Regions from separate parts of the Homo sapiens genome. Here region 1 is linked to region 2. Evidence: read pairs that join two places in POLR2A ChIA-PET (ENCODE). Cell type or tissue: MCF 10A. All regions are shown on one strand. Links, peaks and the distances in the headings refer to the core of each region. The heading gives the core; the rest is flanking DNA. Region 1 overlaps EYA2 (EYA transcriptional coactivator and phosphatase 2). Region 2 overlaps EYA2 (EYA transcriptional coactivator and phosphatase 2).

Region 1 (8,335 bases), core at 225-8,224, 170 kb before region 2:
TCCTTCTGGGTGCTCCTCCACCAAGGGGCAGGAAAGCCCAAACTCCCTTGCAGCTAGGTTTCTAGGAGTAATGGAACATTAAGCAGGCACATGCGCTTCCTTGAAATTCAGAAGGCGGAGGTCGTACTCAAATTGCCTCTGCCGTGTTGGTTGTTTCTGTCACTGTGCAGAGTCTGGAGTAGTTTGGCTTGCTGCACAGCTTTAGCAGAGGCCCCAGCGAGCAGGCACTAGCTTTATGTGTGTTGAGAGGCATGGTGTCTTTGTGTGGGTTCCCAAGAAGCTGACCTCAAGATCAGGGCTCCAGTGCCAATAGTTCATTTAAGAGGTGACTCCAAGAAACACCAGAATGGGAATAAAGAAGGAAGGCATGAAGCGAAGGAAAGTAACAGAGGGTGTGTGATCCAGCAGGTTACTCCCTGAGCATCTAAGGCTACACCCTGATGGGAAAGGGCTTATAACACGTGCCGCTGAGTAATCCCTCCTTAGGGGTGAGGGAGCTGGGGTCTTTATACCCCACATATGCCAGAAAGAGCCTTCAGGTAAAACATTGCACTTGCTGCCGTTTGGAAGTTGGATGGTTTTCATGGAAATGGTATTTGCCGAAGGGATTTAGGCAAGGTAGTGACAGCATCAGCCACGCAGGGCACAGGGCATCCTTGTTGCTTGTAAGGATTCTGGCAAGTGTGATAAGGTCATGAGGCTGGCACATTAGTGGAATGGTTTCCTGATAGAGATATCCACAAGGTGCCTATCATGGAGGGATTTTTTCTGTAACCAGCAGCTTTCTGGTCACAGCACATGTAGCAGTAACCAGTTGTCTGGTGTCGCTTTGGCATTCCCTAAAGCTTATCCTAGCGTCTGTGCCCCCAACCTCCCCAGAAATTCTCTAAGTCGTTTGCTAGCCTGAATTAACCCCTTCCTGCTTAAGCTAGCTGTAGTGGGTTCTACCCTCTGCAACTAAACTCTGGTTGATACCAGTTATAACCTACATCCTGGGTCTGCTGGACAAGCAGAAGAGTGCCAGTCACTGAGGATTAGAACAAAGTTCCCACAACAGCCCTGAAGGGCAACCGGGCTATGCACTTCTACATCATGGGCCACCAGGGAGCTGAGTAATAAAACCACTCTCAGGCGTCAGAGGACTCAGATTCTTGTCCCAGCTCCCCCACTAACCTGCTGTGGGACCTTATACAGGTAATTTTCGTCATCTGAACTTCAAGTGACTAATCTGTGGCCCAGGCAGGAGAGGATGGGGGCGAGAGTGTGGATTTCAGGATCAGATGGGCCAAGTTCAACCTCTCAGAGCCTAAGTTCCTTCATTTGTGAAACAGGGATAACAGGGTTCCCAGAGAAATATTCAGAAGCATCAGAGCCTCTCTGAAGAATTCTGCCACCTCCTGACATTGTCAGTTTCCCTCTCTCCCTCTTCCTTCCTCTCTCTTAACAAATATTTATTATGCTCCTACTTATACCAGGCATGACTATTGGTGTTGAAAGCCCACAAGTCTCTCTTTCTGTGAATCATAGTTTCTGGAGGGTAGAGACAGACAAGAAACAGACAAAGGCACGTGTGTAATGAATGTGTCCGGGGGTGAGAAATGCAATGGAGAAGAACTCCGCCGAGCAATGGGGCAGGAGTAGTGAGGGACCCTCCTTAAGGTAGGGTGGTCAGGGAGGTCTCTCTGGCAGAGGCCTGAGAGGGGCAGGGAGAGCCGTGGGCATGTCTGAAAGGAGAGCATGCTTGGTGGGGGATGGGGCTTGAGGGACCACCACTAGGAGGCCAGTGTGAGAGATGGAGGGTGGCGGGATCTGAGCTCCAGAAGTCAGGGGCGGGATCAGACAGGGCCTCATGGGTTGCGCTTGGCTCTTTAGATTTTACTCTGAGCAAGCCAGAAGCTGGCCTCATTTAACCTCCTTTTAGAAATCGGTGTGATGAATCAATAGCTTTGGCCGTTTGTTCATCAGTCATTCATTCATTCAACAAGGATTTGTTGAGCACCTCCTTTGTGCAGCTCTGTGCTTTTCTAGTTCCTCTGCTGAACAGTGAAGGGCAGAGCAAGCACCCACCGGAATAAGGAGGGAGTTGGGCATTTTGCTAGAGCTCCTGTTTGGTCCAGAGGCCGCACACAATGGAAAAGTAAAGCCTGGTCCCCTCCGCAGGCCACCCCGCACCTGGAGGCATCACCTGGAGCTCTTCCTGGCAGGCTGAGGCCTGCGAGTTCAGCCCCACTGGCTTCCCCGGGGCAGGGGTTGCCCACGCTTGCTGAAATAAGAACCTCATACCAGATCAGCCCCGCATCCCAAGCAGGGCACCCTAAGGATGCTTTTATGTAAGAGGTTGCATTCCCAATTATCTTAAGATGCAAAGTGAAGGTGTTTTGCCCAGGGAAACTCTCTATCAGGAGTCGTTGCACATCTAAACACATGAAAAATGAGACTTCCTGAAACATTCCTATTTCACCCTGTGACAGTTTTGCACAGCTCATAGAGTTCAATTTTCAAATGTCATCCCACTCTGAGAGACCCAATATTTGAAGTCGTGGAAATCTATCTTTAAAAATACTTTTAACAGCATTATTCCTAATATTAAAACTTGGAAAACACGAAAGGGAGATACTTGAGTTGTGATCATAGCAAATGTTCCTATAATATTTAGTGTGTGTCACTGATGCTTTACATATTCTAATTCGTTTCATCTTCATGACTACCCTCTGAGGCAGATGTACTGTTAACCCCACTTTACACATGGGGATGCTGGGGTCTGAGGGCTTGAGAACTCCGCGGGTTAACCCAAGAGTTATGGGACCTGGTTATGGAACCTCAGTGCTAAGGAAAGTGACACCATCATAGGTAGTGTTAGAACAAAATCTTGGGGAATGGTTATGTTTTCCTGTTCGGTGGAAAGGAAGCATCAACATAGAAGATTAGGTAGGAGCTCATGTACACTAAAAATGAAAGTAGATTAGAATGAGCCGGGTTGGAAGTGGGAGAAATGTCCCCAAACACAGGTTTAGAGTTGGCCTTGAGAACATCAGCGGTATGGACAGATGTACGGACACTGGGGCCTGATAATTCTTCCTTATGGCGCTGTCCTGTGCCTTGTAGGATGGTTAGCAGTATTCCTGGCCTCTCCCTCCCCAGTTCCTCTCCCTCCCCAGTTATGACAACCAGAAGTGTCTCTGGACATTGCCAACTGTCCACTGGGAAGTAAAATCACTGCCATTCAGAACCACCAGCACAGATGCTAAGATCATGGGTGGCATTTTTCTTTCCTTTTTCTTTTCTGTGGTTTCCAACTTTCCTTGAATAGGCATAGATCGCGTGAATAAGTAGGAGCAAAGGAGCTCTCGTTGGGATGACCATGCCACTCTCCTGTTCAGAACCTTCCAGCAAATTCCCAATACACTTAGCTTCCCCAGGGCCTACAAGGCCCTGTGTGAGCTGGCCCTTGGCTACTTCTTGGACATGTTCTTCTCTCCCTGTGACCCTTTCTCATCATGTTCCAACCACACGATTCTTCTTTCTGACATTCAGACACATCCAGCTCATTTCCATCCCAGGGCCTTTGCATGTGCTGCTCTGTCCTGTTGCTCTTTCCTACCTCCTCTTCACATCACTTGCTCATCCACTTCAGGGGTCTGCTCAAATATCACCTCCTCCGAGAGGCCTTCCCTGATCACCCTGTCATGAATATTTAAGCGCCTCCTGTTTATTGTAGGTCACCCCTACTAGAGCATCATCTCCAGGGGGACTGAGACATTGTTTAATTTGCTGTTCCATGCCTCACTCCTAGAACAACGATCGGCACATAGTAAAAGTTCAATAAATATTTGTGGAAGAAGGGAAACAGACAGGGAGGAAGGAAGGGGGGCAAATAAGAAAAATAAAATCGGTAAATTTAGGAGCTTACAGTAAAGAAGCAATGTCTCAACCCACACAGCTGTGTTTCTCTCTAAATTCCAACTCATTTTGACTTGTGGTTTGTGGACAAAAGATTTGCGTAGCACGCAGTCTCCTGGCAGCTCGCTCTCTTTGAGGGAACACACTAATACAGTTTTTATGCCACCTCTCTCCACAAATACCATGCCGATGAGTGGCCAGTGTCAAAACAGCAGCAACAACATAAACAGATGCTCCTTCCTTTCAGCCGAGCAAGTGAAGAAACCCTGTGCGTCATTCCTCAAACACCAGGAGATGCCACCGATAGCCACCTCTCCTCACAGTTTCGTTCTGCTCGAGACTGTGAGTTCATGTCAACCCTGAGCTGCGTCCCCAGGGAAATAGGTTCTGCTAACAGTCAGTTCTTACTACGAGGCATTCTCAGAGCCAAGGGGAAGCTGGGTTGGTGGTCTGCAGCTGAAAATCTTTGGCAGAAAATTTACTCGAGGTTTTTCATGTGTGTCATTTGCCTTGATTTTGGGAGTAGGGAAGAAGCACTATCAGTATCTTTGGCCATTCGTAAGGTCAAAATGGATGTCGGCACGTCCTGCAGGCCTTTTCTCAGCCTGAGTTGATTTCCTGGTGCTTGATGGGTGAGCAGAGGAAGGCAGGTTTTCATTCTCTTCTCTCTTCTTTTTCATTCTTTTGCTGCATTATTCATTTCCTTCCACACTCGTTCATGCAGTCATTTTTTTTTTTTTTTGAGATGGAGTTTCACTCTTGTTGCCCAGGCTGGAGTGCAATGGCGCGATCTCGGCTCACCGCAGCCTCCGCCTCCTGGGTTCAAGCAATTCCCCTGCCTCAGCCTGTAGCTGGGATTACAGGCGTGAGCCACCAGGCCCACCGGGCCCAGCTGTCATTATTTATTTAATGAGCACCTACTGTGTGTCAGCCAGGCCTCACACCTGGCACTTAGAGAATCTGAATAAATATAAGGACCACTTTTATACTCAAGAACAAAGGCCACCTCACCAGAAACCTCTACACACTTTGGGGTTCAGGTTTCTTGTGACTTTCTTTTCCTTTTTTGGTTTCATTTTTAATTACAAAAGTAATTAACATGCTTATCATAGAGCAATAAAATGATGCTGAAGTATATAAAGTAAAAATAGATCTTTTCTGACATAACCCCTGTTAATTGTTGGGTATATACCCTTGCAGACATGTTTTAATAAATATAAAAATCATCCACAAATTCATAGAGTTTTCTTTTTACAAAAAGAGGATCAGATTTTACACACCACAATTTGCTAGTCTCCACTTTCATAATCTCGACATTTTTTCACTGTTAGTACATCTAGATCTTATCTGCTTTGTTACTAATAGTAGTTCATGTTGCTTATATGTTACAATCTTAATCTTTCCTATGTTGATCACTGAGTACAGGCATTGGCAAACTTTTTCTGTAAAGGGCCAGATAGTAAATATTTATAGCTTTGCAGGCCATGCAATCTCCATTTCAACTACTCAGTTCTGTCATCATAACATGAAAGCAGCCCTAGACAATATGTAAGCAAAGTGGGTGTGTCTGTGTTCCAATAAAACTTTATTTACAAAATCAGGAAGTGCACCAGATTTGGCCTTCAGGCTATAACTTGCCAACCCCTGACCTTTTTGTCTTCCACATTTTTCTTCATACTTTTGTGTTCCTAAACAGATGTATTCAGGTTTGGTGTTTAGTTTGGTTTAGGTTTTTTGTGGGAGCAGGTGGCAGGAAGAATCACTGATTGTTTTTTAAAAATAATACATTACACCTGCTTAGCATCTGATTTTTTGCCCATCAGTGATATTCATGGAATTGCTTCCAAAGCAATGGGTATAACCCCTACTTATTGTTTTTAACAGCTGCATAAAATTCCATCGAATGGATAGAGGATCTGTATTGGTTAAGGTAATGTCAGCTGCTGTAACAAATAAACCCTATATTCTCAGGGCTTAACACAGTCACAATGGATCTCTCACCTAAGGACCAGTAACAGTGTTCCTGGTAGATGGGTGTCCTCCATGTGGTCAACCAAGGGCCCAGGTCCTTTCCATTGCATAGGTCTTTCTCCCTATAGTGTCTCAGAGGCAAGTCCAATCAGCAGGTAGATGAGAAAAGAGAGGGAAGGGTCTGGTATCCAAGGTCTTAATGGCCAGCCCTACACATTGCACACATCTCTTCTGCTCATGGTCCATTAGCCGGAACTCAGTCACTGGCTGGACCTAACTGCAAGGAGACTGAGAAATGCAGCGTAGATCTGTGTTCAGGAGGAAGAATATCTGGATTTGGTGGGCACATAAGCATCCCTGCCTGTATTAGTCTGTTCTCACGCTGCTAATAAAGACATGCCTGAGACTGGATAACTTATAAAGAAAAAGAGGTTTAGTGGACTCACAGGCCTCAGAATCATGAAAGGCAAAAGGCATGTCTTACATGGCAGCAGGCAAAAGAGAGCATGTGCAGGGAAACTCTGCTTTATAAAACCATCAGATCTTGTGAGACTTATTCACTATCACAAGAACAGCATGGGAAAAACCCAACCCTATGATTTAATTACCTCCCACTGGGTCCCTCCCATGATATGGGGTGGGAGAGATTTGGGTGGGGACACAGAGCCAAACCATATCACTTTCTCTAAAATTAAATGACTTACTTGAGGTAAAGCAGTTACAACAGGGCCTGGTATGTAGGAAGCACTCAATAAATGCACCTCTGCTATTGCAAGCTTGTATTTTTTAAGTATTCTATGATACTGTCATGTCCTTGGGACCTCTGGTCAGCTCTTTACCCCTGCGGGTTACTGTACCCCTTCCTCCTTCTTTACTGCTTCTAATAGCCTATCAATGGCAAGCCTATCAATTATACACACTTGCTAAAATTTCACTCTAAAAACTAGTCAATACCAGGCTGAATAAGATATCAGGAAGATGTCAGGTTCTTATCACTGGAAACTGTACATGTCACCTTATGTGGCAAAAATACTTTGCAGATGGGATTCAGTTAAGGATCTTGAGATGGGGGATTATCTTGGATTATCCAGGTTGGCCCCAAATGAGATCACAGTTGTTCTTATAGGAGAGAGGCAGAAGGAGATTTCACACACACACACACACACACACACACACACACACACACACACACACACGAAGACAATGTGAAGACAGGACAGAGATTTGAAGATGTTGGCCTTGAAGCTTGGAGTGATGCAGCCACAAATCAAGGTTTGCTGGTGGACACCAGAGGCTGAAATGGATTCTCACCTGGAGCCTCTGGATGGAATATGGCCCTGTAGACACCTGGATTGTGGCCCAGCAATACTGAGTTTGGACTTCTGTCCTTCAGAACTGCAAGAGGATAAATTTCTGTTGTAAGCCACCAAGTTTGTGCTTCTTTCTTACAGCAGCCACAAGAAATGCATCCACTGAGGGTTCTAGGGCTCTCTTGTGAATAAAATGTATAAGCTTCTCAACTTGCAATTTGTCCCAAACTACATTCCCTGCTCTCCCTACCAACTGCCTTCCCAGTGGTCATGAGCTCTACCATCCACTCAGAGTTCACTCTGAAAGCCTGGAAGACTTGCTGGCCTCTTCCCAATCCCTCCCCTGCTGTATCAAAGTTGATCGCTAAGACTTATCACCATGGCTCCGAAATAGCTCTTGATCCACTGGAACACTTTATTCTCACCATCACACCCTCGCTTGCAGTGATGGCATTTTTTGCTTAAGCTAGAACTCGAGTCTGGTAAATGGGTTCAGCTGCGCCTGTGTCTCCCTCTCTGCCTCCTGCCACGCTGCTGCCTGGGGACAGTTTTCCAAAGTTGTTCCTGTGCCCAGCATTCCCCACAGGCTCTCCTGCTCCTTTGAGAGAGAATCTAAACTTTAACCAAACCTTGAAAATGCCCTCATTTCTCGCCAACTGAGCCATGATGGGGATGACTTAGGCAGGGAGACAAAATGAGCCTGGTTGCAATAAAGTTTGGTGATTTTTTAAATGAATCTGAGCTCACGTGTAATTATGAAAAAAAAACATGAACATGTTATATAGTTTTTCACTGATGGCTGGTATGAAGATAGTAGCATTATGGAAATGAGAGACAACTTGTCCATGAGGAACCCTCATTTTTTTAAACTGTTAAGTTCAGGGGTACGTGTGCAGGTTCGTTCTATAGGCAAACTTGCGTCATGGAGGTTTGTAGTACAGATTATTTCGTTACCCATAAAGTACCCGTTAGTTATTTTTCCTGAGCCTCTCCCACCTCCCACCACCACCCTCCAATAGGCTCCAGTGTCTGCTGTCCCCCTCTGTGTGTCCATGTATTCTCATCACTTAGCTCGCACCTATTAAGTGAGAACATGCAGTACTTGGTTTTCTGTTCCCGTGATAGTTTGCTAAGGGTAATGGCCTCAAGCTCCA
Region 2 (8,335 bases), core at 176-8,175:
TAAACATAGTAATCCCCATTCAACCCAGAAGGACACAAGCTCTGCCCAAGACTACCACGCTGGGAAGTGGCAGAGAAGGGATCAGACCCAGAACTCCAAAGGCCATTCTAAACCCAACTGAGCTGACCAAGGCCCCAAGTTCCCTGGCCCAGCCCTCAAACTTGCCCTCCAACCCCAGCTCCTTCCTCGGCCAGACATCACACTGAGGGCATCTGCAGGCCACACCTGGCCCTTAAACATATCCTTTTTATTACTTTTAAAATTTGTTGCCAGCATTTAAAATCAGGATATTTCACATACAAATCCAGCTTTCTGGTTTCTTTTGAAAAATCAGAAGATCTGGGCATGCTGCACCCACAATCCCAAATGGCATCACTTGGCTGCAGCTGCCCAGAAACCACCCCCTATAAATGGCTCAGGTGTTCAGTTTGCCACAGTCCCCTCATTCCCTATCATCTCCCTAACATTAATGTCATCATGTTTCATTTTCTTCATAACATTTGTCACTCTCTGAAATGAAATGTTTCTTAGTTATTTTCTTGGTTTTTTTTTTTTTTTTTTTTTTGAGATGGAGTCTTATTCTGTCGCCTAGGCTGGAGTGCAGTGGCACGATCTCAGCTCACTGCAAGCTCTGCCTGCTGGGTTCATGCCATTCTCCTGCCTCAGCCTCCCAAGTAGCTGGGTCTACAGGCACCCGCCACCGCACCCGGCTAATTTTTTTTTTGTATTTTTTAGTAGAGATGGGGTTTCACCGTGTTAGCCAGGGTGGTCTCGATCTCCTGACCTCGTGATCCACCTATCTCGGCCTCCCAAAGTGCTGGGATTACAGGCGTGTTTCTTAGTTTTTTATGCCCTTCTCTGCCATTAGAATATAAGCTCCTTGAGGCAAGGGACTTTCAATATCTGAGAGCAAGGAGACAGCATTGCAAAGTGGTCAAGAGCAGAGGTCAGCAAACTACATCCATCCTATGGGCCAAATCTGCTCCCTCCCCACTCCCCCAGCTTGTTTTTTTAAATAAAGTTTTATTGTAACAGTCACACCCATTCGTTTACATCTTGTCTATGTCTGCTTTTGTGCTACCGCAGCAGAGTTGAATAGTTATGATGGAAACCATATGGGCCACAGAGCCTAAAATATATGCTTTCCAAACCTTTATAGAAAAAGTTCACCACCCCTGGTCTCAAGAGCCAGACTACTCAGATCCAAAGACAGCTCCACTTCCTAGCCATGTGACCTCAGACAAGTCACTTTGCCTTCCTGTGCCTCAGTTTTCACCTCTGTAGCATGGATGTAATAACAATAATACTCACCTTATAGGGTCACTGGGGGAGGATTACATGAGTTAATACATGTCGAGTGTTTGGAGCTGTACCTCCTATGTAGTAAAGAGTTTTTGTAGATAAGCAAATGACACTTTTTTTTTTAATTGACAGATAATAATTGTACACATTCATGGGGTACATGGTGATGTTTCGATGCATATAAAGTATAATGATCAGATCAGGGTAATTAACATATCCACCATCGCAAACATTTCTCATTTCTTTGTGTTGGGAATGTTTAATATCCTCCTTCTAGCTATTTGAAACTATATATTATTATTAAAATATTGTCATGAGTGGGGCAAGGTCAGATATAACCAGGTCCACGCACGTTTATGTCTTTCCACAAGGTCAGGCTTTCACTGATGCTATTTCAGTTATGAAAGCCACTAGCTAGAGGAAGACAAGAGAATGACCTGTCTGGAGTTCCCAAGGAGGCAATTCTCCTTAATATTACCCTTTCACTTGGTAGTCAGGGCCATGAGCACAAAAGGCTGAAACCACTCCACAAGTCAGTCAATATTGCAAACCATACATAATAGTATACTTAATTGATATATAAATGTTATAGATTAGAATTTCATGCCAAACAGCAACATTAGGCATCAAGAATAAAGGGGATATGAAAAGGGACTAACGGGCTGGGTACGGTGGCTCACGCCTGTAATCCCAGCACTTTGGGAGGCCGAGGCAGGCAGATCACTTGAGGTCAAGAGTTCAAGACCAGCCTGGCCAACATGGTGAAACCCCCGTCTCTACTAAAAATACAAAAATTAGACAGACCTGGTGGCACACACCTGTAATCCCAGCTACTTGGGAGACTGAGGCAGGAGAATCACTTGAACCCAAGAGGCAGAGGTTGCAGTGTGCCAAGTGCACTCCAGCCTGGGTGACAGAGTGAGATTCCATCTCAAAAAAAAAAAAAGGTGGGGGAGTGGGGGGCCTAATGAACCAGTCCAAGGAGAGTGACATGTAGAAGGAGAGAGTCCTGATCCGGGCACTTGCCAGTATCTTCCAAGAGTCCTTTATTTGGGCAGAGCCTTCAGCTTCAAATTCTGGGTGCTGATGACAAGTGACAGTGAGACAGAATGTGTTAAGATGTCAAGCTGGTGAGGTCCTGCTCATTTTATGACCCTTGAGTCCTCTGGTGAGGACTGGTGGTAAAGGGTTACACCCTTATCTGGTTGGGTGTTGTCTCTATTGATTAGGTAGACATCTGGACTCTTGTTGACTTGATGACTTTTAAAATGTAAGATGGAGTCTTTTTCTAAGATGGAGTCACTTATGTCAAGGGTGTGCTATACATATAGTATCTTTTAAAGAGCTGCATCTTTAGAAGCACATTGCTGGTTATGTAAGATGTTCTATCTGAGGAAGTGTGCTGAAGTGTGACGACTACTAATAATAAGCAGAAAGCACGTGGTGTTGATGGGGATGTTGTCAATGCTGATGGCAGCAGCGGGCACTTGCTGGGCATCAAACCCTGTTCTGAGTCCTTGGAATGACTTTCCATAAACAAACCCATCTCCCATGTCACCACATGCCCCTCAGCCCTGGGCAGTGACTCCTGTTAGGGTGATCATCTCATCCAGGTTTGTCTGTGACTTTCCCACTTGTAGCACTGGAAGTCCCAAGACCCAGGAAACCCCTCAATCCCAGGCAAATCAGGAGAGTTGGTCACTCTACTCCATATCCACAATCCATTTTATCTATTTATTTGTTATTTTTGCCTTTAAATTTATATCCTAGAAAAATACTTTAAAAGCTGCTAGACATGTCCAGCTGAAAGAACATTCTTCAAAGATTAAAAAAAAAAAAATTCTAAGAGGCTGAATAGTTGCACAAAACCCCAAAAGAGGAACCGGTTTCAACATCTTTCTTTGTTCTCTTAAATTTGACCATGATTTCATCATTTGTCATGAGTTTGACTCTTGTGATTCAGCGATGATGGAATGTATCCTACAGTCTTTTGGTTAAGTTTTTTTTTTTTTTTTTTTTTTTTGAGACAGAGTCTTGCTCTGTTGCCCAGGCTGGAGTGCAGTGGCACTATCTCGGCTCACTGCAAGCTCCACCTCCTGGGTTCACGCCATTCTCCTGCCTTAGCCTCCCGAGTAGCTGGGACTACAGGCACCTGCCACTATGCCCGGCTAATTTTTTTTGTATTTTTAGTAGAGATGGGGTTTCACTGTATTAGCCAGGATGGTCTTGATCTCCTGACCTCGTGATCCGCCCGCCTCGGCCTCCCAAAGTGCTGGGATTACAGGTGTGAGCCACCTGCCTGGCCAGTTAAGTTCTTGTTAGTACAGATAGACCCATTATCTTTTCTATTTTTGGTGTTCTCCCACAAAACTGTCGAAGAAGCCAAGTTTTTTTTTAACTTTACTGTTTAAACATGTGAATCAACTTATTTTTTCTTTATCAGCATCATTTTCTTGTCTTCCTCTAAAAAAAATTTTTTTAAACAAGCTGATCTGCCTTCCAAAAGTTTCCAAGTAATTAAACCCAATTAAAACCATTAAATTCTTTCTTTTAATGACAACTTTATTATTAAAAGCTAACCACAAGGAGGAGATTTAACTGGCAAAGCTCTCTGTTGTGTGTTAATCCATTCCTGACCTCTGGCTGACACTTCCAAGAGATAAACCCCACAGAATAGGGAGCTGGTTTAATGAACAGCTTTAATTAATACTTTTCTTCCTTGTGGCAGAGTAATTATTTGTTCAACTTGTAAACAGCTCCTTGGCGGTGATTTTTTAAAGACCCAGTTGGCTTGGATAGTGTGATGGTTTTGATGTGTTTTGTGTGTTTGTGTGTGTTTTTTTTTCTTTAAAAGAGAGAGGGGAGGAGATCTCCATTCCAGGATTGGTGCTGAAGCACATGTGTCCTGAAGTTCAGGACGTCAGGGTAATTGACACAGAAGAAAAGTGAGGCGAAGGCAGGCAGCAAGCTGCCTGTATTTTTGAGACATCTCCAGAGAGGGCAGGTCTGCAGACGGGCAGGTCTGCACTTTGCAGCAACAGTCTGCAAGCCCAGACAAGGCCCCCAAGGAGACACAAGCCCAGCCCAAATGCAGTCTGAGTGTTAAGAAAGGAAAGGGCCTGGGATTGCAAAGCGCGAGGCCAAACGCCTCCCCCGACCTTCCCTTCGCGTGGCACCTGAGAAAGGGGCAGCCCAGTGCAAATGCTAGGTGTGACCAACCAGGCCCCGGAGAAGCGATTCTGTGAACAAGGATGACTAGCCCGCTAGTAGTGCTTGCCGCAAGCCGCCCATGCATCCCAAGTGCTTTCCACCCATCACCTCCCTAACCTGTCTCAGGGAGGTAGATGCCGTGGGTTTTCGTGAGGTTAAGTGGCCTGTCCCAAGTCACGTACCTTCTAGCAATAAGGGCAGAGCGCAGATTGCAGCCAGCTGTCTGGCTGCAGGAGTCAGTCCTAACTACTGGGCAGAGCTGCCCCTTGAGACAAGAAAGTGGCACCTCCCACTCAGCTGGCGGGGAGAGACTTAGGTTTGTTTTTTTTCATTTAGTTCATCTCTTAGTTAGAAAGCTGGTTTCATTAACAAGTTAGAAAGTTAGTTTCATTGCCCACTCTGTAATTCCAAAGTTAATTTACTAACACTAAGGACCAAGCTTTTTCATTATTTTAAAAATCATTTAGAGGAGTGATTCTCAACTAGGGGTGATCTTGTCCCTCAGAGGACATTTGGTGACGTCTGGAGACATTTTTGACTGTCACAACTGGGTAGGCGTGCTACTGAATTTAGTGGGTAGAGGCCACGGATGCTGCTCAAATTCCTACAACCCACAGGATGGAACTACAACGTGGAATTATCTGGCTCAAAATGCCAACAGTGCCAAAGCGGAAAAACCCTGATTTGTAGAATCCTCAAATGTTTCATTCTTATATAATTACTCAGACTTTTCATTCTTGTAGAATGCTCAAATGCTCACTCTAGAAGCAATTTGTAAACACACAAAAGCAATATTAATGCACCCATCAGTCCCCACCCCACCCCCTCAAAATTAGGCTGAATCTCTTATAAAAAAAAAAAGTTAATTAATTAACTTAGTGAATTTGTTAACCAGGCCACCAGAAATTCTTCAGAAACACATCTAAAGTGCCACTAACTGTTCTCAACTGAACAGTTAGTTACGGATGAAATTGTTAGTACAAGAATATTTGAAGACAGTCCCCAAATTCCCAAACATCTACCTCTACTTATTATGCAAGTTTCCTTAAGAAAATGCTTATGTGGCCAAGCTCGGTGGCTCATGCTTGTAATCCCAGCACTTTGGAAGGCCGAGGCGAGAGGATCACCTGAGGTCAGGAGTTCGAGACCAGCCTGGCCAACATGGTGAAATCCCATCTCTACTAAAAATACCAAAATTAGCCAGCTGTAGTGGCACACACCTGTAATCCCAGCTACTCAGGAGGCTGAGGCAGGAGAATCACTTGAACCCGGGAAGCAGAGGTTACAGTGAGCCAAGATAACAAAAAAGAAAAGAAAATATGTATGAAGAGCACAAAGCAGATTAACTAATTTCACCCTCTGAGCCTCCTTGGGCTGAGGGATGTGTTCAGAGATCTCTGATGCCTCTTTGGGGCTCCCAAGACTCTCCTCCCCAAGGGCTCAGAGCTGTGTCTGAAGCTGGAAAGATAAGCAGACAGTCCTGGAGGGCTTAATCCTGGGACTGGGTTGAGTCCAATGCTTAAGATGTCAGAATTCAAGCTTCTTAGAGCAAGGGCCGTAGGCTTCGTGTTTCTATCTGGAAGGACTGACCGTGGCATCCCACCTGCAAGACCCTTGACAAGAGCGAAACAGACAGCTAGCGTTGCTGACAGACCAAGACATTATTCAGAGAGTGTTGCTGTTTTCTGAAAATTATCTTTGGATATGTTGCATTTGATAAGATTAATGGATCTAAAGAGGCCCTAAAGTTAATCTTTTCACAAACACACCTGTTTTTGACTCCTAGGGTGACATCCTAGAAAGACATGGGCTACAAGTAAGTGAGGGGAAAGGCTGGGAGCAGAGAGAGATGGTTCTGAGCCCTTCGGGGGCAGCTAAAATGAGCTGATTTCCAATCGCGGCCAAGGTGTCTGGTTCCCGCAGAGCCATTCCCGGCCTTTGGCAGGCAGCAAATGGCAGCTGACAAGGAAGGGATTTTCCAGTTAGCTTTGCCTTTTCATATCAAGTCCAGGAAATTAAAGACACACATACTCCACAGCAATAAGGGGAGACGGTTTCCCACCCTGTGGGCTCTCCTTTTGTCCCCTCCAAAGACCAGCATTGCAGTTATCAGAGAGGAAAGCCAGCCTGAGACCTGAGAAAAGAATCAGGGCTGATTTTTAGGTGGCAGCTGCCTGCCGTTTCTCCTCACTTTGGAAGTGTAATTGTCATTAAACATGTTGTTTGTTTCATTAAAAGTAGACATCAACAGTTACAAATCAGGCATTTACGAAAAAAAAAAAAATCTGGTGGTTATCTGCCCTAAGCTTTTTTTTCCTAATAAATCATTTCATTTTATGTTACTAGTTCCCATGAAGATATATTTATGAGTAAAATGGTTAAGATTTTGGATTCTTGAGTTAGACAGTCCTAGATTTGAATCCCAGCTCTGCCACTTATTGGCAGCGTGACCTTGGACAAGTCACTTCATCAGTCTGAGTTTTGATTTATCTGTAAAACAGGGAAAAGATATTTTGAGGAGGAAATGGGATAATGTACACAAAGTTCACACATATTCATATATTCATTTAAAATAAAAAAATGGCCAGGCACGGTGGCTCATGCCCATAATCCCAGCATTTTGGGAGGCCGAGGTGGGTGGATCACTTGAGGCCAGAAGTTTGAGACAAGCCTGGCCAACATGGTGAAACCCTGTCTTCATTAAAAAATACAAAAATTAGCCGAGCATGGTGGCATGTGCCCATAGTCCCAGCTACTCAGGAGGCTGAGGCAGGAGAATCACCTGAACCCAGGAGGCGGAGGTTGCAGTGAGCCAAGATCATGCCACTGCACTCCAGCCTGGGTAACACAGCAAGACTCTTGTCTCAAAAAAAGAAAATAAATTAACCAAGCATCTGCCATTCAAGCTCTGATCTAGGTATGAGGGACACAGTAATAGCTCCCATGGAGTTTGCCTCCTACTTAGAGGAGAAGCACAAAAAATTATAAATAAATAAATAAGAGCATTTCAGTCAATGATAAATGCTGTTTAAAACTGCAACAGAGTAATGGGATGTGGAGTGAGTGGGGAGGAGTATGTTAGTTTATTTCATAGGGAATGGTCAGAGAAGACCTTTCTGGCATTGAAAGTGGGAATGGAATGTTACAAAGGATCCAGCCCTGAAAGAGCCTGGGAAGAGGGGATTTCAGGCTGAGGAACAGCATGTGCAAAGGCCCTGAGGCAGGAGCAAGTTTGGCAGATTCAAGGCAGAGTGGAAGAGTAGGTGGTTACTAGAGCACATGAGGCCACTAGAAGACGGTGGCTTTACTCAGAGGGCCAGGGGAAGCCAGTGGGTTTTAAGTGAAAAGCACAGCTCTGATAGTTGTTTTAAAAAGAGCACTCTGGCTGCTGTGTGGACAACAGACATGGGGGACAAGGGAGGCTAGCTGCCTTTATAGTGGCCCAGCACACAGAGGGGCTCCTTGTCTTCCTCCCTCACCGCCCCCCTCTCTTGGTGATGGACTGAAGGTGCCTTGGAAATAAGATAAATGACAACATGCAAATAAAGTGCTGAGCGCAGGAGCAGGTGCATAGTAGACCATCCAACCAGCAAAGCTCTGATAAGAATTATTATTTTGGGGAACTATCTCTTAATCCCTTGCTCCTTGGAAAACCTGGAAGAAATCAGGCAATTGGGGTATAAGGACCAGGTGAAGTGCTAGAGCCCTCAGGTCAGGGGAGCAGTTGTGCCCCCCACCCCAGTCACATGCATGTCCCCCTCCAACCCCCACCACGGATCAGATCAAATGAGGATGGCTAGCATCAGGGTCTGAGTCACTGCCT

What was found. Peaks named below come from ENCODE experiments on the same cell type or tissue, not always from the same donor. Only the 100,000 strongest peaks of a DNase experiment are listed, where the experiment ranks them.
Region 1: POLR2A ChIA-PET joins it to region 2 with 19 read pairs; 2 of 35 experiments call an interaction of 5 or more read pairs at or near these places.

The regions. Positions count from the first base shown.
Region 1 is chr20:46,950,512-46,958,846 of GRCh38, forward strand. The region is part of intron 1 of EYA2 (EYA transcriptional coactivator and phosphatase 2); the gene reads left to right. Among named protein-coding and RNA genes, the nearest start is that of EYA2-AS1, 53 kb to the left of the region's middle. In MCF 10A, for the core only: no CTCF peak of the experiment used is centred there; a DNase peak (open chromatin) is centred at 4,120.
Region 2 is chr20:47,121,747-47,130,081 of GRCh38, forward strand. The region is part of intron 9 of EYA2 (EYA transcriptional coactivator and phosphatase 2); the gene reads left to right. Among named protein-coding and RNA genes, the nearest start is that of MIR3616, 41 kb to the right of the region's middle. RefSeq lists an enhancer at 3,978-4,491. In MCF 10A, for the core only: no CTCF peak of the experiment used is centred there; DNase peaks (open chromatin) are centred at 3,225 and 4,395.